Linked DNA regions of Homo sapiens: region 1 is linked to region 2. A link is an interaction called in ENCODE POLR2A ChIA-PET data of the cell type or tissue named here. Cell type or tissue: A673. All regions are shown on one strand. Each heading gives the region's core, and the rest is flanking DNA. Links, peaks and the distances in the headings are about the cores only.

Region 1 (6,207 bases), core at 1,048-5,047, 980 kb before region 2:
GATCTCACCACTGCACTCCAGCCTAGGTGACAGACCGAGACCCTGTCTCAAAAAAAAAAAAAAAAAAAAACCAAAATAAAATAAAAATGATGTATAAATTCAAAATAGAATTGATTATTGCTTCCATTTGCTTCAGTTCTGTTTTGCTTCAGGATTTCTTGGCCGGGTGTGGTGGCTCATGCCTGTAATCCCAGCACTTTGGGAGGCCGAGGTGGGCGGATCACCTGAGGCCAGGAGTTCAAGACCAGCCTGGCCAACATGGCAAAACCCAGTCTCTACTAAAAATACAAAAATTAGCCAGGTGTGGTGGTGCACACCTGTAACCCCAGCTACTAGGGAGGCTGAGGCACGAGAATTGCTTGAACCTGGGAGGCAGAGGTTACAGTGAGCTGAGAGCACACCACTGCACTCCAGCCTGGGTAATAGAGTAAGACCCTGTCTCAAAAAAAAAAAAAAAAAAAAAAAAAAAAAAAAAAGAAAGGATTTCTTACTGATTTTAGTTCTGGCTTGGTTTCAATTGATTGGCTTTATCTTCATTATGGGTCCTGTTTTCCTTCTTCCTTCCTTGCCTGGTAATTTTCTATTGGATGCAGACATTGTGGATTTTGCTTTGTTGGGTGCTGGATATTTATGTATTTTTATAAATATTCTTGGGGTTTGTTTTGGGACACAGTTAAGTTGCTTGAAAATTGCTCCATCATTTTGGGTCTTGCTTTTAAGATTCGTTAGGCAGGATCAGAGTTGTGTTTAGTCTAGGCCTAATTATCCCACACCACTGAGGCAAGACTCTTCTGAGTACTCTGCCCACATCCTCTTGAATTATGAAGTTTCCCAGTTCGGGTGGTGGGAACAAGCACTGTTCTTGGCCTTGTGTGAGCTGCGAGTTCTGTTCCGTCTAATCCTTCCAGGTGGTTCTTTCTCCAGCCTTGGGTAGTCTCCTCAGACCATGTACTGGTCCATTTTCTGCTGAAAGCGTGACAGAAAGAGCTCTGGAGATCTCTAGAATTTTCTCTCTGGGCAATTCTCTTTTTTCTAGTCTCTGCTCGGAGAATTCTAGATGCCTGGTCTCCCTGGACTCTCAGCACTGTGGCTTCAACTCAGGGAGTCACTGGGCCTGTCCTGGGTCCCCCTCTTCCTGTACGGTGGCCTGGAAATGCTCCCCAGGCACTAAGTTGGGGCAATCAGAGCACTCACTGTGTTTGTTTCCCATTTGTCAGGGCTCACTGTCCCTCATTGTCTTATGCCCAATGCCTTAAACACTGTTGTTTCATATATTGTGTTCCAGTGACTGGAGAGTAAATCCAGTCACTGCTACTCCATTTTGGGCAGAAGTAGAAATGCTGGAGTCATAGCAGTTAAAACTATGCATAATTTAAAAAAGGATGGTGTCTTCATTTAAAAATATCCAAGCCGATCGTGGTGGCTGCCTGTGATCCCAGCATTTTGGGAGGCTGAGGCAGGAGGATTCCTTGAGCCTAGGAGTTCGAGGCTGCAGTGAGATATGACCACACCACTGCACTCCAGCTTGGGTGACAGAGCGAGACCCTGTCTAAAAAAAAGATATATATATATATATTTATATAAAATTCTGGCTAAAGGTCAGCGGATAGAAGGCAGTTGAAACTGTAAATAAGCAGTGAAGTGAGCGTGTTTATATGCACATCACCAGATGAAAAGCTAAAGAGAAAAGCTAGAGGGGAAGTGTCTCACGTGGTCATGCGTTTCCTGCACACACACGTAAAAAATTCATCGCTCTGGTTAAGTGTTATTAGGCTGGTGCAAAAGTAATTGCAGTGTTTGCCATGACTTTCAATGGCAATTACTTTTGCACCAACCTAATATAAAAGTGAGGGCACAGGATTGCATATTTATTCTGTCAAAATCATCTGTGGAGCCATAGCTCTTTCCCGACTTTCCTCTTTAGTTTCCTCTTTCATTTAGTGAGTTTTACTCCAGGTGGTATTTGGACATACAGGTCTCTGAGGTTCCTAAATCCAAAGTCAGAGCAAAATGAGAACTGCAAATCTTTCATCATTTTCTTTTCTTTGGTTGTACCATCATTCTTTTATTTTATTTTATTTTTTTGAGACGGAGTTTTGTTCTTGTCTCCCAGGCTGGAGTGCAATGGCACGATCTCAGCTCACTGCAACCTCTGCCTCCCAGGTTCAAGCCTCAGCCTCTCGAGTAGCTGGGATCACAGGCATGCTCCACCATACCCAGCTAATTTTGTATTTTTAGTAGAGATGGGGGATTTGCTATGTTGGCCAGGCTGGTCTTGAACTCATGACCTCAGGTGATCCACCTGCCTTGGCCTCCCGAAGTGCTGGGATTACAGGCGTGAGCCACTGCACCTGGCCCATTCTTTTATAATCAATCTCCAAATAGTCAAATTTCCCAAATTCATTTATGGAAAGAGACCACATCCCAAAGTATTAGTGGGATGATGCTTCATTCTGAATAGAGGTCATGAAATGGACTGGAAAAGTCAGGTAGGGGTTTTAGAAAACACCCGAGACAGGTAAAAAGTGAGAAAGAGTAAAGAACAGGAAGAGGACTCAGCAAAGATTTAGTTCAGGTGGGCTGAACTCTTAACTAATGAGAATGTTCATTTTCTACTTATAAGCGGATTTCACTCTTCATCTTTGTTTTAATCTGGAATTATTTATAAGTGAAAATAGACATAGTTCAAAACATAGTTAGTTTAGGAAAATGGCTTGTTTTCATTGAAAAATGCCTGGTGAGTTGATGGGGTGTTTCATGTATTTCTGCTACTTTCAGTTATTCATATCTGAAGCACGACTACCCACCACATTATGGTAAATAGTCACAAAAATTTGCCTGGAGGCAGTTTTTTAAAGACAGACATGGTGTTGGAGAGAGTTAATTTACTTCTTTAAAGGCTTGCCTTGAATACTAATTCAGGATGTAAATGTCACAGTTTGCAAGCTGCAAGAGTTACAGTGATTATTCCACAAGTACAATATTTGAATAATCACAACAGTTTTTTTCATTATGGAAGAGAAAAGATGATCATTTAGTAAGCCATAAGTACCAGCAGCTATACTTCTAGTCTCAGACATAATCCAAATTCACTGTATTCATTATAATGAGTATGCCATTTATAATTAGATATTAGTTACTGAATGACATAGTTTTCCGGTTTTGATCTCTGATATTTGAATACATGTGTTTGCAGAAATATATAACTAAGTAATGACTCATTTTCTGAAAATGATTCACAAAAAATGACATTTGAAAATAAGGATTTTAAGCCATACTCATCCTTATGCTCATGAAAATTTGTCTGAATTGTCTTATAAAAGATTTTAAAGCAAATCATTCCTATGACTTAATTACTTTGAAAGCTCATTAGAGCTGGATTAAGATTATGTATCTAAAATAGATATTTATCTAAAGCTGTGTTTCTCAAAAGTGTTTTTCTCCGGATCAGTAACATCGCTATCACCTGGGATACCTCTTAGACATGCCAATTACCCAGCTGCCTTAGAACTAAGTAATCAGAAACTCTGGGGTGGGCCCCAGGCCCGTGTGTTTTAAAAAGCCCACAGTGATCCTGACACACACGAAAGTGGGAGCACCTCTTGTCTGAAAGAGTCGTTCTCTGATTGCACATAGGTGTCAGAAAAGCTGCCGTTCACAGTATTTTCCCTGGTGTTCACTTGCACCTCTGAAACTCCTGTCGTGGATCTGGTTTTCAACTGTTATTTAATAGTTGAAGAATTAGGATTTGCACCTATTTAGAGGGAATGGATACAGTACACCCTTCTCAAACCATTTTTTTTTCCAATTTAATGCTTAAGTGGTCATTGATGGCTTTCGATGAGAGTAATATGTCTTATGATTTCCAAACTGTAACTAACTCAAGTTAACGAGGAGAATTTCACTTAATGGCACCAATTCTTGATGGCTAAACTCGCTGGAGGTAATCTGAATGAAAAGACTGACTTTGTCGTTTCTCTTTCTGCACCCACAAAAGGGGGAAAAGAACTAACTGCTGATAGTTATTGCTTTCATCTGTACCATTTCCAGCTTGCATTTACTGTCACGAAACACACTTGTGTTTAATTCCACATATTTTAGTAATTGTTGCAAACTGGAGAAGAGGTATCAAGCACTTATCTCTAGGAGAACTTAAGTATGGTATTTCAAAGCCAGGAAGAGGAAGAAGAGCGTTACCTCCTTGTCTTCCAGGGGAAAAGAAAGACCTTTGAAGGGTGAGTTTAAGAATTTTTCCATCCTTCTAGGACAGAAGTTTCTTAAATTAAATACTGCATCACCCTAAAGAGTTGATAGTATTATGAAGGTTTATGGTTCTGCACACTGACAGAAATTCATTGTTTTTGATGAGAAATTTCTGTGAGTTGCAGTGAAGGATATTTGCTCTCTTTAAAACTTGCAATGAGTGTTGAGTATTAATATTGTGAAATTTAATCTTTTAGGCAGTTGTCAAGTTCTTTATTCTTATTGGAATAGCCTCCTGAGATTCATGCTCTGATAAGCAATGAAAGTTTGCAGTGGCGAAATCTTAGCACAAACTTCAGACGTATCCAGGATTCTTATTTAGACTCAGAGGTGTGCAGGTAGCCTCTGAAAAATGTGTTAACTTTGGTAGTCCTGTGATTTCTGGATTAAACATTCCAAAGTTGCCACTATAAGCAACAAAGTTGGAAAAGCAAATTCCTGAGAGATACGTGTGGGAAAACAGTTGGGTAATGTTTTTGCTCCCTGATGTTTTCATGTGTGACCATTACAGGATGCCTTGTAATTATTGTTTTGTAACTAAATGCTAATAAAGCCACCAGTTATGGCTCCTAGTTGGATTCCCAGAGTATAATGAATACAGTTTTTTAAGAGCCTAACTCTGTGTTTTTAGGATTATAAATTTGTTCAGCTGTAAGTAGTTCTGCGTTCCCCATTTAAACCTCTTGAAGGCAGCTGTTTCCAACTCTTTTAGCTATTTTGTTCAGGATTTTTCTCCTCAATCATTGTTATACATCGCTACTGCTCCCCACTTTCTCTGGCCAACTTTTAGACATTATCCTTGATTTTGCAACAGGAAGATGAGTTTTTAGCCTTATTAAACTATTCACCTCCCCATCTGATACCCACTCATTTCTTTCTTCTCCAAATATAGTGGTGCCATAATTTTGGTGACAATAAGACTTAATGCTTATATTAACTACATAAATATTGTTCTCAACTGAGCCATACAATGTTCAGCAATTGGATTTCCTTTCTGGGGCTACACTTTGTTTTTCCTAGAGATATTAACTGTTTTGTTGTTGTTTTGTGCTTGTTTCTGGGGAATGTGTCACTAAATCTTTCCACCAGCTTTCTTTCAGAGCTACTAAACTCCTCTGAACATGGCCAAACATGTCAATAGGTCTAGTGGCTTTGTGATGGTGATGGCTGGGGAAGGAGTGGGGGCTAGGAGGGAGGTGGTTCTCCTGGCCTTGGCCTTTCTCTTGGCCCTACCTGAGCCAGTTGTTTTCTAGGCCAGATGCTCAGCCTGGGAGCTCAGGGACTTGCGTTCACTACCTTTTTAGGAATTTCCTTAGACTCGGGGCCATGGGGAGGGGGTTTGGATTTTGGTGGTGTGCAGAGTAACATGTTTCAGGGAGACTGTGTTGAGATGCTTTTGCAAATGTTAGAGTAGCAGTGGGAGGGAGGGAAAGAAGGAAGGAGAGAGGGAGGGAGGGAGGGAGGGATGTGCCGTGTCAATTACATTCTCTCGTGTCCTGGTGTCACTCACCCCTGCTACTCTGTTTCTCTTGGCTTCCTTGTCTCCATCGTTCTCTCCCTGCCATCCTCCATTCCCTCCTCCTGCTTTATTATGACATAGTCACATACCATATAATTCACTCATTTTTAACTTCTTTTTATAATTTCAACTATTAGGGGTACATGTGAGTTTATTACATGGATATATCATATGATGCTGAGGCGTAGGGTATGACTGATCCCATCACCCAGGTAGTGAGCATAGTACACAATAGTTAGCTTTGCAAACCTTCTTCCTCCCCCTGCCTCCCCCACAGGCCCCCCGTTCCTATTGTTCTTATCTTTATGTCCCTGAGTACCCAATGTTTAGCTCCCACCTATAAGCGAGAAGATGGGGAATTGAGTTTTCTGTGCCTGCGTTAATTTGCTTGGGATAATGGCCCTCCAACTGCATCCATGTTGCTG
Region 2 (6,207 bases), core at 1,234-5,233:
CAAATAAAGCTGTGGTAAGAACCTAACTGTCTGGTGTGACAAAAATAAAAAACTCCGACAACAAAAATTGCTATTCAAAGTAAAGTATTATTTTAGGGTGGCATTATTTTTTAAATTCACATTTTTCATTTGTTATAACATGTAGCCGTTCTGTGAACACATAGATAAGAGGATACAATAGCTATTTGACAGTGTAGCTCTCAGAATATTTGCATATCCAAGAGATTATTTCAGGAAGTGTACTTAGACTGACCCTATTAACCATTCACAATATTTTGTCTTGAATCCAATTCACACTCTATAGACATGTCCAATTCACATTTCAGCTCTTACACTGTTTTCCCTTTTAGACTGTATATTAGGAAATAAATCCCTAACATCAAATTTCATGACAACCTCTGCTCCGGCTGACATGATTGAAAGGGAATTTCACTCATCCCAGGTGATTCTGTTTCTTAATTTGTTCTTTAGCATACCTGAGAAGCAGCTTGTTTTATCAAGTCCAATGTAGGGGGTGGAGGTTGCTGGTGCAGAATTCACAACCAGCACCAGCCGTGGCAATGCCAGAGGATGACTGCAAGAAGTCCTTTGAAGCGGCGGCGTTGACAGTCAGAGAGGAATTCCCAGGCATAAATGGCTTTGCCACGTGTGCCCACGCTGGCTCTGCCAAGCTAGCAAACAGAGCATCCAAGATAAAGGTAGATCAGATGAAAAAAAAAATGTGATGGTCAAAACATAGATATACAGCCAGGTGCAGTGGCTCACGCCTGTAATCCCAACACTTTGGGAGGCCAGGGTAGGAGGATCGCCTGAGGTCAGGAGTTCAAGACCAACCTGGCCAACATGGCAAAACCCCATCTCTACTAAAGATACAAAAATTATCCGGGTGTGGTGGCATGTGCCTGTCATCCCAGCTACTCAGGAAGCTGAGGGAGGAGAATCACTTGAACCCAGGAGGTAGAGGTTGCAGTGAGCCAAGATCATGCCACTGCACTCCAGCCTAGGTGAGAGAGCAAAACTCCATCTCAAAGACAAAACAGGTGGGGCACGGTGGCTCACACCTGTAATCCCAGCACTTTGGAAGGCTGTGACGGGTGGATCACGAGGTCAGGAGTTCGAGACCAGCCTGGCCAATATGGTGAAACCCTGTCTCTACTAAAAATACAAAAAAATTAACTGGGTCTGGTGGCCCATGCTTGTAGTCCCAGCTGCTCAGGAGGCTGAGGCAGGAGAATCGCTTGAACCCAGGAGACAGAGGTTTCAGTGATCTGAGATCGTGCCACTGCACTCCAGCCTGGGTGACAAAGCGAGACTCCATCTCAAAAAAAAAAAAAATAGATACACAAGGGACGCAGATACTTGTACACTCATGTTGACAGCAACATTATTCCAATAGCCAAAGAGACTAACAACCCAAGCGTCCATCAACAGGGGAGTGGATAAACATAATGTGGTATATCCATACAGTGGAATATTATTTGGTATAAAATGAATTAAGGTTAGATACATCTTATGACATGGATGAACCTTGAAAACATTATGTTCAGTGAAAGAAGCCAGATACAAAGGGACAAATATTGTACAGCGCCATTTATGTGAAATGTTCAGAATAGCAAATTCATAGAGACGGAAAGTAGATGAGAGGTTTCCAGGGGCTGGAGGGGCCACGGGGACGGGGAAAGAGGGAATAGGACTTATTGCTTAATGGGTAAAAAGTTTACGTTTAGAGTGACGAGAAATGTTGGAAAGAGATCGTGGCCATAGTCTCACAACACTGCCAGTGTGATGAACAGCACTGAATTGTACACTGAACAATGGGTAAAATGGCAAATTTTATGTTGTCTATATTTTAACACAATGAAAAATTAAATAACTTGAGACATATGTATATATAAATCCAGGTAAAACCTAAAACCAGATAATCCAGTTGAAAAGTCATGAAAGCTATTCATGGGAAATTACATAAACAAGTTAGAAAAGACAGTAAGAGCTGTCTCAGAGCTAACCCTATTCAAACTGTCCAGAAAGAAATCTTTCTAGGCCAGGCTCAGCAGCTCATGCCTGTATGGCCAGCACTTTGGGAGGCCAAGTGGGGAGGATTGCTTGAGAACAGGAGTTCAAGACCATCCTGGGCAACAGAGCAAGTCCTGTCTCTACAAAAAAAAAAAAAAAAAATTAAAATTAGCTGGGTGTGGTGAGGAGGCAAGCACCTCTAGTCCCAGCTACTTGGGAGGCTGAGGCAGAAGAACTGCTTGAGCCTGGGAGGTTGAGGCTGCAGAGAGTTGTGATGGTGCCACTGCACTCCAGCCTGGGTGACAGAACAAGACCCCACCTCGAAAGAAGGAAGGGAGGGAAGGAGGGGGAGAGAGACAGAGAAAGAGAAGAGAAGAGATGAGATGAGATGCAAAGAAAAAATATTTCTCCTCTTGCCTTGGCTTTCCCTGTGGCCGTTTCTTTACAGCACATACTTATGGCTGTGTTTTAAGATCTCATCTCCTGTGTTTTGGGCAAAGGTGCCAGTCTTCTTGACTGAGTTCCCCTCTGTCCCAGCACACCTGACATGAAATGAGGTTCTAAAGGCAAGCTTACTCCCGGGCATACTTCTGCCTTGAAGAAGAGTTTTAACATGATGCCCCATTCTCTGCCTTCTCCTGTCCCACTCCCTTCCCACCATCAGAAGTTCAGCTTCAATGCCGGGCATGGTGGCTTGTGCCTGCAATCCCCCTGTAATCCCAGCATTTGGGGAGGCTGAGGCAGGTGGATCCCTTGAGGTCAGGAGTTTGAGACCAGCCTGGCCAAAAGGTGAAACCCCGTCTCTACTAAAAAAAAAAAAAAAATTAGCTGGGCTTCATGGTGCACACCTATAATCCCAGCTACTTGGGAGGCTGAAGTACAAGAATCGCTTGAACCCAGGAGGTGGAGGTTACAATGAGCTGAGATCGCATCACTGCACTCCACCCTGGGTGACAGAGTGAGACTCTGTCTCAAAAAAAAAAATAAAGAAGTTCGGCTTCAGCTATTGCATACGAAGACCTCTGAGTTTTCATTGGTTTAGGAAATGTGCAGGGCTGCTGTAAGAGCGCCTACGAGATGGAGGGAGATCCCCTGAGCTCCCAGACCATGAAAGACCCAGCCACCACCCGGTCTCCAGCACTGGGAGTCATAAGGAGCAAAAGCTACTTTCTGGAACAGTTATAGGAGCCCAATTCGGGGCAGGCAGCCGGAGCAGGCAGGCAGGCAGGCAGTAAAGAGTTTCCAGGTCCCTGGGGGACTGTAATCACATTCCCCAACCAGGTGCTGGGAGGAGGGCTAGTGGCTTCCAACCTTCTTGGCCCGGGGCCAGCATCTCCAGGCCCCTCTCCACCCTTGGCTCAATCACATCGTCTTTCCAACCAGAAGCTTGTTAACTGTTTTCCTGTGCTTTTATTCAGATTTCAAGGCACCCTCTGTGTGTTAAACTTCAAAGAAAGTTTGCTACAGTAAGTGCAATGTTGTAACAAGTGGAAGCTCCTAACAGCTCTGTTGAAAATGGTTTATTAAAAAGAAGGGGCCGGGATTCTTTTCCCCCTCCACCCACCGCCTTCTTTCAAATGAAATTGCATTTGTGTCTGAATTAAGTTGCCCGGTATCAATCCTGAAGTTTTTAAAGATGAAAAGCAGAACAGCCACACAATATTTAAAATGTAAAATGATTACCAAATGGCATCAGGCCAATGTTTATGAATCATTGAATATGATGATAAAATCATAAAAAATAATCACCAAAAAGTAAATAAATTACCCAGCTTACTGCGTACTTTCACGTAAGGTCTGACACAAAAGCTGCAGCCATGAATGATTTATACCTGTTTTAACAATAATACTCATTTTACTGAAAGATGGTCAGCACTTGGGCCGCTGTGGGCAACATGCCAGTTGTCGAAAGGTTAATGTTTCAGCAGCAATACATTAAATTATGAATAACACCAGTCCCAAAATGGAAGGTTATTAGCTCAGTCTGCTTAATTAGCCCAGCTAGAACTTTGCCATCTAGTAGCAGTGCCCATTACTTCAGCAGTAGCTAAGATGGGGGCTGGCAGTGTGGGATTCTTATGCCAGACTGGGGACAGGGAGAGGCAAGATGGGTGTGGGATGTCTTTTATTTTCTTTTCATCCAGTATAATATTAAGAGAAGCATCCCAGAGCCAGGCGCAGTGGCTCATGCCTGTAGTCCCAGCACTTTGGGAGGCCAAAGTGGGAGGATCACTTGAGCTCAGGAGTTTGAGACCAGCCTAGGCAACACAGCAAGACCCTTGTCTCTATTTAAAATAAAAAGTAAAAAAAGATAAGCATTTCAGAAGCTGGTTTTCAGGATTTTTAACTCTCCCATGGTTTATCTATGAAGACTTCACAGAAGGAGCTGCGCACAGTGGCTCATGCCTGTAATCCCAACGCTTTAGGAGGCTGAGGTGGGCAGATCACCTGAGGTCAGGAGTTTGAGACTAGCCTGGCTAACATGAGGAAAACCCTATCTCTATAAAAATACAAAAATTAGCCGGACATGACGGTGTACATCTGCAGTCCCAGCTACTCAGGAGGCTGAAGCAGGAGAATCACTTGAACCCAGAAGGTGGAGGCTGCAGTGAGTCAAGTTCGTACCTCTGCACTCCAGCCTGGGCAAAAAAGCAAGACTCCATCAAAAAATAACAACAGCAACAACAACGACAAAAAACACTTCACAGGAGGAAGGAGCAGAAATTGTTAGGGAGGAGCTTGGTCCTTGGTCCTTGTTGGTGTGGACCCACCGTGATCTGGTTCTACATGTGTTTGTTGCTGCTACACCTGAGCCCCACCGAAGTAGCATAAGGTACCATCCACTTTGGCGCCCACCGTGACCCGTCAGCACTCATCCAACACAGGCATGTATTGGGCAGCTACTTTGTACCTAGTACTTACAAAGTCAGGAATAAGACAAACACATTTTTAATCTAAGGGAGGGGACAGACAACCATGTTAAACAATCAACTATGCAGTTATTGCATTAATTACAGTCACATGGCTGTTATGAAGAGAAGGTTTACAGGACCAGCCCCTGGACTGGAGTCAGGGTAGGGGTTCTTAGAGAAGGCTTCTTACTGTTCAGATCTCTAAAATGTGTGAGTAGGAATTAATTGGGTGAACTTCCAGGAAAGAACCTTCCAGGGAGAAAAATACCTAAACTATGCCTGTGTTTCCAAAAAGAATGCTGCTGGAGAAAGATCAGGCATTATTTTCAAAGGTATATTGGAAGAGGATTTGCCTACCTGGGCTATAAGAAAGCTATTGAGCGCCTAGCTTGTGTGTGCATTTGTAGGGGGTTGGGGGGGTCCACACTCAACCCCACAACTTTCCCTCACCCCATCCTGCCTTTGCCCTGCCAGGTGCTCCAGTTCTAAACTCTTAAGTTTTCAGCCAGGAGCAGGGCCAGGACTCACCCGTGCCATGCCGGCTACATCCCTGCTAGAGCTAAGCTGTCTGCACCACCGCCCCAGCTCTACTTAGTACTATTAGTAGCTTGTTTTTCTAAGCCCTAAAATTCATTTTCTTTTCCCGCCTCGCTTCCAGAAAAATAAATAAAAGTGAACACATCACTCATTTAAGACGAGGAATGGAATTTAGGTTGCGTTTTTCTTTCTATTTTTATGATTAGTTAGAATTTTCCTGGGAACGCCGCCAGGAGGGCATTATGGTGAGATAATGTCCTGTATTTAATCAGCGCTGTAATGGCGAACTGTATTCTGTGGGGAGAGGCCGAGTTCACTCATCCTTCTCCGTGCTGTCTGTTTGCAGGAGACGACCGGTTAGCCCAAGATGAAGACAAGGCCGAGAAATGGCTGGGCTCCAGGCTTGTGTGACAGCCCGAGAGTGGACAGGGCGCAGCTATGACTCCATCTCTTCTTACAGGACCTGGAAGCTCTGAGAGCCCTGGAACCCCCAAAAGAGCTGAGCGAAAGGGGCCCTCAAACGGACCAAAGTGATCAGCTGTGGTTCTGCATCTGCCAGACTTTTTCAGGGTCGTCCCCTGTGGCTTTCAGACGTCTGTTGGCCTGGGCACACTTCTGGCTTTCAATATGCATCTTTCCCCTTTGCAACCCAAACACGATGTGCAAAGGGTGGCACGTGGCCTTTGAGTGAACCTGGAAGTCAACGCCAGGTAGGACCGGATCATTCCCTTACCTCTGCATGCGC

Evidence for each region. Peaks named below come from ENCODE experiments on the same cell type or tissue, not always from the same donor. Only the 100,000 strongest peaks of a DNase experiment are listed, where the experiment ranks them.
Region 1: POLR2A ChIA-PET joins it to region 2 with 13 read pairs; 1 of 35 experiments calls an interaction of 5 or more read pairs at or near these places.

The regions. Positions count from the first base shown.
Region 1 is chr16:74,076,026-74,082,232 of GRCh38, reverse strand. No RefSeq gene overlaps it. Among named protein-coding and RNA genes, the nearest start is that of PSMD7-DT, 140 kb to the left of the region's middle. In A673, for the core only: no CTCF peak of the experiment used is centred there; a DNase peak (open chromatin) is centred at 2,902.
Region 2 is chr16:73,093,200-73,099,406 of GRCh38, reverse strand. HCCAT5 (hepatocellular carcinoma associated transcript 5) reads right to left here. Exons shown (of 3, transcript NR_027756.1): 2 at 6,196-6,207; 3 at 5,633-5,943. It also overlaps a transcript of ZFHX3 not described here. Among named protein-coding and RNA genes, the nearest start is that of HCCAT5, 4.0 kb to the right of the region's middle. RefSeq lists enhancers at 5,453-5,953, 5,954-6,207. In A673, for the core only: no CTCF peak of the experiment used is centred there; a DNase peak (open chromatin) is centred at 3,316.